2 separate regions of the Mus musculus genome follow, and region 2 is linked to region 1. Evidence: chromatin loops called from intact Hi-C (ENCODE). Cell type or tissue: left cerebral cortex. All regions are shown on one strand. Links, peaks and the distances in the headings refer to the core of each region. The heading gives the core; the rest is flanking DNA. Region 1 overlaps Slc1a2 (solute carrier family 1 (glial high affinity glutamate transporter), member 2). Region 2 overlaps Pamr1 (peptidase domain containing associated with muscle regeneration 1).

Evidence for each region. Peaks named below come from ENCODE experiments on the same cell type or tissue, not always from the same donor. Only the 100,000 strongest peaks of a DNase experiment are listed, where the experiment ranks them.
Region 2: it touches region 1 in a loop (2.6-fold over the local background); 2 of 42 quality-filtered maps call a loop at or near these places.

The regions. Positions count from the first base shown.
Region 1 is chr2:102,742,760-102,745,259 of GRCm38, reverse strand. It overlaps Slc1a2 (solute carrier family 1 (glial high affinity glutamate transporter), member 2), which reads right to left. Exons shown (of 11, transcript NM_001077514.4): 5 at 1,287-1,452. It overlaps Gm13872 (predicted gene 13872), which reads left to right. Exons shown (of 2, transcript NR_153853.1): 2 at 338-1,609. Among named protein-coding and RNA genes, the nearest start is that of Gm13872, 2.8 kb to the left of the region's middle. In left cerebral cortex, for the core only: a CTCF peak has its summit at 1,157 (motif pointing left); DNase peaks (open chromatin) are centred at 1,151 and 2,283.
Region 2 is chr2:102,595,401-102,604,256 of GRCm38, reverse strand. The region is part of intron 3 of Pamr1 (peptidase domain containing associated with muscle regeneration 1); the gene reads right to left. Among named protein-coding and RNA genes, the nearest start is that of Pamr1, 50 kb to the right of the region's middle. In left cerebral cortex, for the core only: a CTCF peak has its summit at 4,747; DNase peaks (open chromatin) are centred at 4,605, 5,231 and 5,893; H3K27ac peaks cover 2,116 bases.

The DNA of each region.
Region 1 (2,500 bases), core at 1-2,500:
CTCGGAAAACAACCACAGTGCACAAAGCAATCACACAGCGCTGCTGATCACATCCTACATAGGAACCTTTTTTAAAAAATATTATTATTATTTATTTATTTTTAGACTAGCACGTGGGACATACTTAGACTAAATTATTGTTATTTGTATTGATCTAAAAATTCAAGTTTATCTAATGACAATCCAAGGAGACAAGCACATTTGATCTCTTAGATGACAAAGGGACAGGACCACTGAGCTGACCCATCTCTAAACAGTTCTCACCCGAGTCCTTAGAAACTTCTTTGCAAGATCTTGCTTACAGATTCTTATTTCTCTTTTTTTTTCCATTTTGCAGGCAAACGACCCATTTTCCTAACACCATTAAACTGAACAATGATGGAAATGGGAGAGAATGGGCCCACCCTAAAGCCCTAAGGTGGCTGGGTGATCAGTAAGTCTGGGCAAATTTGGAGCTGATCCTGTGAAGGAAACCACCTCACCCCCTGCACTTCATGGAATGTGTTCTGGTTGAGCTTCTTGGCTCTCCATCTACTTTTCATAATGACCAGAGCTTGTCTGAGCAGAGCTCACTGCATGTGCTAGGGTGCTTTATAGGCACAGCTCCGGTTCATTTTTACAACGGTCGGTTCACAAACCCTGGGCCAATCCCATTTCCAATTTACTGTGGAGGCTAGAGAAGTAGAAAGACTTGCCCAGGAGCAGACAACCAATGAGTGCCTCCTAAACCCACATCTGTGCAGCTAAAGAGGAACTCTGGACGGAATGGAGAGAAGGCATCAGGCTCAAGGAGACAGGTCATATACATTCTGTAATAGCCCTTTGTTTCCTAATCTAACACTGTCCAATACTGGCAACTCTGCCTTTGTTATAGACTTGAAGCTAGGATGCAACAACAAGCATGGTGCTTCTGCAAAGAGACAGCTAAAACAAAACTTAATAAATAAAAGAGAAGCATAGCCCAGTTCATTAAATGGCTAGTTAAATAATGTGCCTGACAAATGTCAGCTCTTTTCTCTTTTTCTACCCCTGATCTCTGGCTGCCATGTCCCTTTGGGGTTCCTCCTTCTGCTGATCTTCCTGTCTTCCTTCATGGCTCAGCCCTGTCTCAGTGACACTCATATTGTTCCCCAGAGAGAACCTTCTGCGCCACCTAGAGGACACTTTACTGGGTTTTTTGAGAAGAAACGTTGGGATACTGAGAACTGAGGGAAGAAGGCTGTTGAGAAAGGCGGGCCACTGTCCAGAAGTCAAAGGTGATGGATGGCAACAACCACTATGCCTACCTAAGACGTTCATCCCGTCCTTGAACTCCAGGCCCTTCTTGATAACGATCTTAGTTTCTTCAGGGGCCTCGTTCATGGTTTCATTCAACATGGAGATGACCGCCTTGGTGGTATTGGCCTCCTCAGATGGAGGTGCCACCAGAACTTTCTTTGTCACTGTCTGAATCTAATGGAGCAGGAAGGAAAAAGAATAAAGGTGAAGGTCAGTCTAAAAGGTCAACAACAACCCAGCCAGCCAGTCATACACTTGAACCTTCCCAAGATGTTAACTACAACTATGAAATGCCAAAACAAGGCTAATAAAACTGGGGAATATTTTATGATTATATTCTTAATAGAGCATTAACTCATTGCATATGCAGTATGTTGTTGCTTCTCGGCCTTTTGGCTAAGATCAAGTGTAGCATATGCAGTATGGTGCAGCTATCCTACTAACAAGATTATTACAAAGTTTATGATATTCATTTGTCCCCTAAGTACCCTAAGCAGCACAGTTGCTATAGCTGGGGGATATGTGTCCATTTTTTCCTCCCCATGATGACACCTCTGTGATTGGGGGATGGTATCACAAGTCCAACTTAGTAGCTGCTCTTGCAAACTGTGAGGCCCAGGTAAATGTTCTTTCTGCTGGACAGAATCATCAGAAGCCTGTCCTAGGTTCTGGGTCCTTCCAATACCAGGCTCTGCTGGGAATCTCCATCTGGACAGCAGGGTGACAGCTACCCAATAGCCACCTTTCTGGGACTATATAATTCATATGCAAGGTGGGAAATATATACTTCAGGCTATGAAGCCAACTCACTCTTGCCTAATACTCCCCAAGTATCTCCTATGCTATTCCTCGACATTCGTGGAAGTGGGTCTAATTTTAAAGGTGTCAGGCATCCTGCATGTAAAAATTCACATCTCAACCTCAAAATTTACCACTTTCCAGGGCATTAAAATAGAAATCATTCAAAATCCTAGAATGTCTGTGCTGGCACGTGAGAGGTGACAGATGGCTGAACCCTGAATAGATACAGAAGACGATGCAGGAAGAACTGGCTTTTCAGACGTCATAGTTATTGGCAGAACTGACACTTGAACTTAAATGGCCCGACCACCATTGAATTCTTTCCACCCCCTGCACCATATGTTAAGTTATACAGACTTGATCCTTCTGTGGCTGAGTTTGACAGTTAGCAATGCTGGACTGAGATAACAAGAACAGAAAA
Region 2 (8,856 bases), core at 3,750-6,249, 140 kb after region 1:
GGACTAATATCCAACATATATAAAGAACTCAAGAAGGTGGACTTCAGAAAATCAAATAACCCCATTAAAAAATGGGGCTCAGAACTGAACAAAGAATTCTCACCTGAGGAATACCGAATGGCAGAGAAGCACTTGAAAAAATGTTCAACATCCTTAATCATCAGGGAAATGCAAATCAAAACAACCCTGAGATTCCACCTCACACCAGTCAGAATGGCTAAGATCAAAAATTCAGGTGACAGCAGATGCTGGCGTGGATGTGGAGAAAGAGGAACACTCCTCCATTGTTGGTGGGAGTGCAGGCTTGTACAACCACTCTGGAAATCAGTCTGGCGGTTCCTCAGAAAACTGGACATAGTACTACCGGAGGATCCAGCAATACCTCTCCTGGGCATATATCCAGAAGATGCCCCAACAGATAAGAAGGACACATGCTCCACTATGTTCATAGCAGCCTTATTTATAATAGCCAGAAGCTGGAAAGAACCTAGATGCCCCTCAACAGAGGAATGGATACAGAAAATGTGGTACATCTACACAATGGAGTACTACTCAGCTATTAAAAAGAATGAATTTATGAAGTTCCTAGCCAAATGGATGGACCTGGAGGGCATCATCCTGAGTGAGGTAACACATTCACAAAGAAACTCACACAATATGTATTCACTGATAAGTGGATATTAGCCCCAAACCTAGGATACCCAAGATATAAGATATAATTTGTTAAACACATGAAACTCAAGAAGAATGAAGACTGAAGTGTGGACACTATGCCCCTCCTTAGATTTGGGAACAAAACACCCATGGAAGGAGTTACAGAGCCAAAGTTTGGAGCTGAGATGAAAGGATGGACCATGTAGAGACTGCCATATCCAGGGATCCACCCCATAATCAGCATCCAAACGCTGACACCATTGCATACACTAGCAAGATTTTATTGAAAGGACCCAGATGTAGCTGTCTCTTGTGAGACTATGCCGGGGCCTAGCAAACACAGAAGTGGATGCTCACAGTCAGCTAATGGATGGATCATAGGGCTCCCAATGGAGGAGCTAGAGAAAGTAGCCAAGGAGCTAAAGGGATCTGCAACCCTATAGGTGGAACAACATTATGAACTAACCAGTACCCCGGAGCTCTTGACTCTAGCTGCATATATATCAAAAGATGGCCTAGTCGGCCATCACTGGAAAGAGAGGCCCATTGGACTTGCAAACTTTATATGCCCCAGTACAGGGGAACACCAGGGCCAAAAAGGGGGAGTGGGTAGGCAGGGGAGTGGGGGTGGGTGGATATGGGGGACGTTTGGTATAGCATTGGAAATGTAAATGAGTTAAATACCTAATAAAAAATGGAAAAAAAAAAGAAACCATTACCAGCAGCAAAAAAAAAAAAAAAAAAAAAAAAAGAAAAAAAAAAGAAAATTTGAATAATTTAATCCATTTATTCCATTCAACCCTGTGGGATTGGGCACTACAATCCCAGTTTCCCAGTCTTACCACTAAGACTAAGGCTGAGCTACATCTAATGTAAAGTTCACAACATCCGATCTGCTGCCTCTCCATATGACTCCACTCATCCTCCCACACTTCCTGTAGAAGACACAGACTCTCCTGCATCACTTTGTCCCCTTCCCACCTGGTTAGACAATGTATGTGTTTACACGTTCTGTAACCAGTTGTGGATATGTTCTATGGCAAACTATGTAATAAATTCCCCCTTAATGCTCAACACTAGAAAAGACAAACCATCTTCTACCAAGTGAGCCAGATTAATGATTTTCACTTTTTCTTACCCCCAAGTCCTCTTGTTCAAGCTCACATTAGGTTTCCCACCCAAAAATCAAACTGTGGATAAAAAGCAAGTTCCTGGCTAAAGCAGAAGCAAAAGTCAAAGGCATCCCACTTCCTGCTTCCCTGGTCCCCTAAACTTCTTCAAAAGGCAGCACTAAAGTTAAGGTTTGCGAGTCCCTAACAGAGAAGTTCTTTGAGTTCCATGTTAAATGTAGTGTTAAGATATACCATGTTTTTGAAAGATGATTTGTGATAAATATTTTCAGTTGATTTTATAGAAAAAATCATATGAATAATATAAATAAATAGTTTTCTTTCTCTGATCTTGGTAAATTGTGACTCAATGAGCTAAATGGAGCCTATTCCCTGTTGCTATAAATGAAGTCTCATTGGGCTGGGTGTGGGGGTGCACACCTGTAATCCCAGTACCCATGGAGGCTGACGCAGGAAGAATTCACATTTAAGGATAGCCCAAGTTAGAAAGCAAAACATTAGTAAAAGACAACAACAAAGTTTTCTTGCCCACAACCTGCCCACTTACTGGTATACTGATGAAGTTAGACTGTAGAACGGAGCGGGGGGCAGGGGGACAGGCATTTTCAGGGATAGATGGAGAGGGGCTTTTTGAATAAGTGGTAGCTGAGGCTAATTGGGAGAGGAAGGGAAATTATGATTCTCAGGCAAATTCACAATAGTAGCAGAGTTGAGAAGTTATGAAATATAGTTGGATCTCAACAATTGAAAATACTTAGTATCTAGACCATCATAGGGGAACGTTATCTACACCATTTCTATACAGAAGTCAAGGTATCATAAACTCTAGACATACAGTAGCTCCACTCCAGAGCCAATCCTCTGAAAAGTTAATCCCAAAACTATTAAGAAAAATGGTGACGTCAGTAGGTACTCATCCAATGGTCATGAAATATGGATGCAGTCTTAAGGAAAGAACCTAAATCCTACTTCTGACAAGGTTGAGGCCAAGGCTTTTTTTTTTTTTTTTGTATGACTAGAATGTCTAGTTTTTCTCTTTACTGAGAGGTGTAGCACTACCTTGCTCTACCATGAAAAGTGGTGGATTCCTGTGAAGGCCCAGTCTCCTCCACGCTGTCCTGCATACATCCTTAACAAACAAGCATTCTATGCCCACATAGCTGCCAGACCTGTCCTTATTATCTTAAATGAATAATTACAAAAAGAACCCAAAAACAACAACAACAACAACAAAAAACTCAGATGGTTTCACTCCTGATTTATTTAAGTGCACCAAGAGTTATCCCCTGTGTGAGCATCTTCCCATGTATTGTATAGCATTGAAAGGTCCCATCTGGGAAGAAGAGGAGGATAATAAGACTAATGAAGAAAATGATGCATGTACGATGCAAGAAGTTAATGAAACTTGCAAGGCTGAGGATGCTCCAGAAGTTTACAAGCCCCCTCCCCAGTGTTATAAAAGTACTAAAAATTGCTGGGCAGAGAAGACTCTCTGATTGGTAAAGCTACCTATAATTTGTGCAGCACATGGTTGGCTGTTTGAGGAACTTTAATTATTTTATATTTAATTTTAATTTTATTTTTATGATGCAGCTGTCTTTGTCATCCACGCTCCTATAAATAATTCCACATATGCGCTCCTCCTGTAAGTAACCCAAGCACACTCGCTGACCCATCCATGCCCTCTCTGGAGTGGACAGACATTTGTTCACATTTCCCCAAGGAAAGTCACACAACACAGTGACACCCACAGCCTTGCCTTGTTGACTGTGTGACGTCACCTCTTAATCCTAACCATCTGCCTGCCCATTCTGCTCCAGCCACACCAACCTTCCTAATGCCAGGCCTTGAGCTTGCTTCAAGTTCAACCTAAGAAGCTCATGGTCTCCCTTCCTCTGCCAATTAGCCTCAGCTACCACTTATTCAAAAAGCCCTTCTCCATCTATCCATAAAAATGCCTGCCCCCTACGTACCTATTTTGGTAGAGCTGGGGCCTTTATTAGCTTGCACAGTACCTAGCTAGAATAGTACCTGAGATGTTTCTAGGGAGGGAGGAAGGGAGGGAGAGAGGGAGGGAGAGAGGGAGGAAGGGAAGGAGGGAGGGAGAGAGGGAGGGAGGGAGGCAGGGAGGCAGGGAGGGAGGGAGGGAGGGAGGATGGATTATGCTGCTATGAGTCAGAGTCTGGCTTAAAGCTATATCAGGCTTACTTCATTTAACTCTCATGATAAACCTGGGAAATAATATTCATCTTCCCATTGTCTAGGTGTTGAATACTAAGGATAAGAGGGTAGGGCTCTCAAGCTCTGATGGCCAACAGAGGACCTTGCAAGGTTCTGGGTAGGGACAGAAATGTCAAAGTCCTTTGAGGCTCGGCTTTAGCCTCACTAGCTGTGCAGGTTTGGGCACGTTACTTCACCTCTCCGAACCTCAGTCAACCTCTGTCCCATGTGAATAAAACCGTACTTAAGCCCTGTGATTTGTGAGGTTTCAAACAGATAATGCATGGAAGTGGTAACAGAAAAATCCGTGAAAATCAGCGGTTGCTACTGGGTGGCAGTGCAGGGATTTGAATGTGGATCTGTCTAGTTCGTCTTGAATGAGACATTGTTCTCCCTTAGGGACTTTCTGATCTAAGTCTCTCCCACTGCATCAGGAAGCAGAAAGACCTTTCCTCCTCTTCCAGAGTACCACACGCGAAGTGTCTCCCACCGGAAGCACACATTCGTTCTGCACACCTCACTCTTTCTCTCGCCCACATCTGCCCATCTGTTGCAAGGCTAAGGAAGTGCTACGTGCTACCCTGGGTGTGAGAGACAAAAAAAGAAACATCCCTGCACAGCCTCAGCCCCCTGGAGCCTGGCAGCTTTCTAGCCTGCAAGGTGTTAAGTCCCAGCTCCCCTACAAATCTCCTGCTGGGAGCCCCAAGTTAGAAGCAGCTTGAAAGCTGCCAGCCTGCTTCCAGTTGCATCCTTTCCTCCTTGTGGAAGATGGAATCAGACAGCCTGTCTCTGTGGGCCCCCTCCCCCTCCATCCTGGTCTCCTTGGTGAAGCTAGGACTGCTCCAGGGTTTCATGCAGACTCCAGAGGGCTTGGAGACCCCAGCCCCACCCTGGGGTAGGCTGGACCACTTATGCCTGCCCTAGAGCTGTCCTCCAGAGGTAGCCAGAATTGCAAAGCATATGCAGGGCTAGGCTCTTCAGCCTGCTGTTCCCTCTCACTCTGAAGGGGAGGGACTATTTGACTCCAAGAGGAGGACATTTCCAGCCAACCAAGGACAAAGAGGCCACTTTCTGAAAATGTGCTTGGAGAAGGGGCACTGGGCAGAAAAGAAAAGAAGGGACCCTACTCTCCCTTCCCCCCATAGGGGCTCCATCTGCTCCCTTCCCACTTTTGCCTCTCCTCTGGAGTTGGCTGATCTGGGTTCAGAGACAAACTAATGCACCTCTCTGCCCAGGACAGAACAGTGAATAGAGCCGGAGTCCCTGCCAAGGAAGTGCCACTGGCCAACCAGGCAGGTGGTCCTGAGTTAAAAGACCAGAGCAGGCTCAGGGCCCAGAAGACGTGCTTGGGTTTCCCTAATGATGTCTTCCTGTACATAATCATGCTCGAGCGTGTGTGCTTGTGTGTGTGCGTGTGCGTGTACGTGTACATGTGTGTTTGTTTCTGTCTCTCTGTGTCTCTCTGTCTCTGTCTCTCTCTGTCCCTCTGTCTCTCTGTGTGTGTGTGCGTGTCTGTTTCTGTCTCTCTGTGTCTCTCTGTCTCTGTCTCTGTCTCTCTCTGTCCCTCTGTCTGTGTGTGTGTGTGTGTCTGTTTCTGTCTCTCTGTGTCTCTCTGTCTCTGTCTCTCTCTGTCCCTCTGTCTGTGTGTGTGTGTGTGTGTGTGTCCAGACCATCCCCCAAGTCTTCCAAACCCTGGACTCACCCCTATTCTTTTACAGTCTAACATGAACAGAATAGGTAGACAGACCTTGCTTCCATTTACAGAATTAAAACTAAGTCTTCCTTAATTTCCAAACTAGTGACTGACTTTGGAAGATTCTACACAGAAACAAACACCTCCAACGTTCACAAGAGTCTCATCGTCTCCAGTGCTAAGAGATGGTGTGGCAAGAGAGACACACACACTTCTGAGAAGTGGTTTGATTTGGGTTTTCTTTCATCTTCCCTCTTAGGGAACAAAAAGGATTCAAAGAAACTGTTTAGACAGAGACGCATTGGTCCTATCTTCCCCCTTTCAAAGATGACTGCAGAGGCAGGGCTCAGTACATGAAAACAGCTTGAACTAGGAGAGTTCACTATTGTCTGAGCCAGGGTTCCTCATGGACGGAGATGAGAATAGGAGTGCTTGTCATCATGGCTTCTATTGTTTTCTTGTCTGAAGGATTTATCTATTTTGAGACAGAATCTCATGTAGTCCATTCTGCCTATTTTTTAACATTTTGGCTAAGGCTGAGGCCGGCCTTGCACCTCTAACCCTTCTGTTTCTACCTGCTAAGTGAGGGCATTTCACAGATACACCTCAATGCCTATTTTATATGTGTTCCTGGCAATCAAGCCTAGGTCCACTTTTGCTGGGAACTCTACCAATAGAGTTCTAACTCCAGCCCTAGTTTCCAGCATTGTACCTGTTTTCTAAAGATGCTCTGCAAATGGCAATCATTTCATTCTTTCTATGGCATCCTGTGTGGATCAGAGACACTATCTTAGCATAAAATTCCCAGGGAAGCTCAGGTTCTGCCCTATATTCCAGATCCTATAAGAGCCAAATGATGATGACACTGGCTATAACCAGCAGACCCAGCAGGTACACAGGTGGCAGAGACAAGGCCTATTGGTGGCATACTAATTTGCTAGCACACTAGATCAGGGGCAGAAAAAAGCCTGAAACCTCTGTGTGACTCCAGTTATCCCACTGTCACCTTCTGGGTCCTTAGATGGACCCTCAGAGCCATGACCTCAGCTGCCTCTGTTATATGGGAGGAGTTCATTGGAAAAGATGCCATTGGCTCTGCATTCATATATTAGTCCAGCCACTTAGAGCTAAGTAACAAGCCCTCCTCTACTCCATTCCTTCCTTGACCTGGATACATTAGTGTTCTTATCTATAAAATGGCTCTGATGAGAACTGAATTGGAGTCTAAATGAGATTGCTTGAATGTATTTAGAGCAATGCTTAGTTCACAGTAAGTGACAAGAGAAGGCTTTGAGTTGATTGGGACTCTCGTCTTTATCAGGAACACTAGAAGTCCAGTAGTGACTTTCCAAGCTATGATTTGGCCTAAAACCCCAGTCAGCCTGACACTTTATGAAGACAGCTGATTGAATTATCTCTGTGCTTCATAGTACAGCTTTGCAAGGGCAGGAACATTGCCTTGCTCACCTCTTTATAAGTATCAAGCTTGTGCGCCATGAATTGTTAACCAAATGGGTGAGTATATCAAATAATTCAACAGCTCCCTGTCCAATCAAAGCATTTCAAAGCGTCTCCCTAGATCATATGTGTTATGACTTCAATTAAAATAGCTGTTTAGCAAGAAAAATATGTAGCATTATGGACAGGAGATACTTCCTCTCTGAAACCTCAAGAATCATCCCCCCAAATGTACACTATGTCACCTTACTAATGCAGCCAAAAAGAGAGCAACTGGGGGGAGGTAGAAAAGAAAACTGGATTGACTGTGTTCCGCCCTCAATACTCTTTTGCCCCCTCTACCTGGTCCCTCCCTCAACCTACTTCTTGTATACATCACAATAAAAAACAGTATTTTTTACAACTAATAAACACTAATAAAAAATTTACATTGAGGGCTGTGTGTATATTGTCTCTGGGCTTCAGTATGGCTGATTTTTGTTGGCCGATTTTTATTTCTTTGATTCTTCCTTCTCCTTGGATCCCTTCAATTGACGTTTTTGTTGCTGTTAATTTCAAATACTATGTTTATAGTTCTTGCATGTTCACTTTGTTCTTTACTTTTGTAAATCTCAATCGACATTTCTCATGTTAGTTCATAAGAGCCATATTTTCTTATAGATCCGTTAATATAATCAATCTAAAGTTATTCACACTTCTGTTCTGAAAGTTTCACAAATAGATCATCTGGAAACTATTCCATTTGGCTAGTTGTTCTCTTTACCATAGTTTTGTTTGTTTTACAACAGGAAAACACAAAGGGCACATCGCCTCTATTGGTTATGAATGTGCTCTCCTCTATTAGCGGTGGAAGGTAAAGACTGTTGAGTTTGACGCGAATGGGACAGGAGTTAGTATCTGGGTCAGGCCTAAGACAAGAATCCCAACAGAGGACATTTGAAACCCAAGCATCAGAAACCCTATAAAATCTCTCTTTGATATTTACAAATCCTCCTCTTTCCAACTTGCCCCACTCTCCAGACTACAAGACCAAGGCACTATGGGATTATGAGGTTGTGAGGCCACAGGTTTGTGAATCTGCAATGGCAACACCCTATAGAAATCTGCTGTCTCACTTAACCCCGGTCAACTGGCAAAACTCCGCTTCAGAAACCAGACGGACTTTGTATTTGCTTTAGATTTCGGTTCCAACACGCTGGCGCATAGGATCACCAAAAACCTGGCTTCTGTTTTTCCTCTGGCAGAGACAGCCTTCATCTGTGCCCTGCGTTCTACCAGCAGCATCCTGGATCCTTGTTCACCTGGGGGAAAACCTTCCTCTAGAAACTGGAGTTTTCCTGGTTCTATATCCACAGATATCTGATTGCATTCTTGTTAATCCAGCGGCTTCGGACTGTTTGAGAAGAGGTCTTTCATGCGCTCTCCTCCTTCCCAGAGGCTGAGCTAGAGCTGAGGAGTCTGAGGAGACAGTGGTCTGCATCAGTTTAAACAACCTGCTGTCAAGAAACCTCTTAGACAGAAAACAGGAAGTAGTCTTTACCACAAAACACTTATCCTGACATGAATGCCTCCTCCTTTTTTTTTCTCTCAGGAAGTTTTTCTTCACTATATGTCTTTTATATTAACTTCTGCCCATTCAAATACACATACATACACACAGGAACACACAAATGCATTCACAAAAAAAAATCAAGCAAAAAA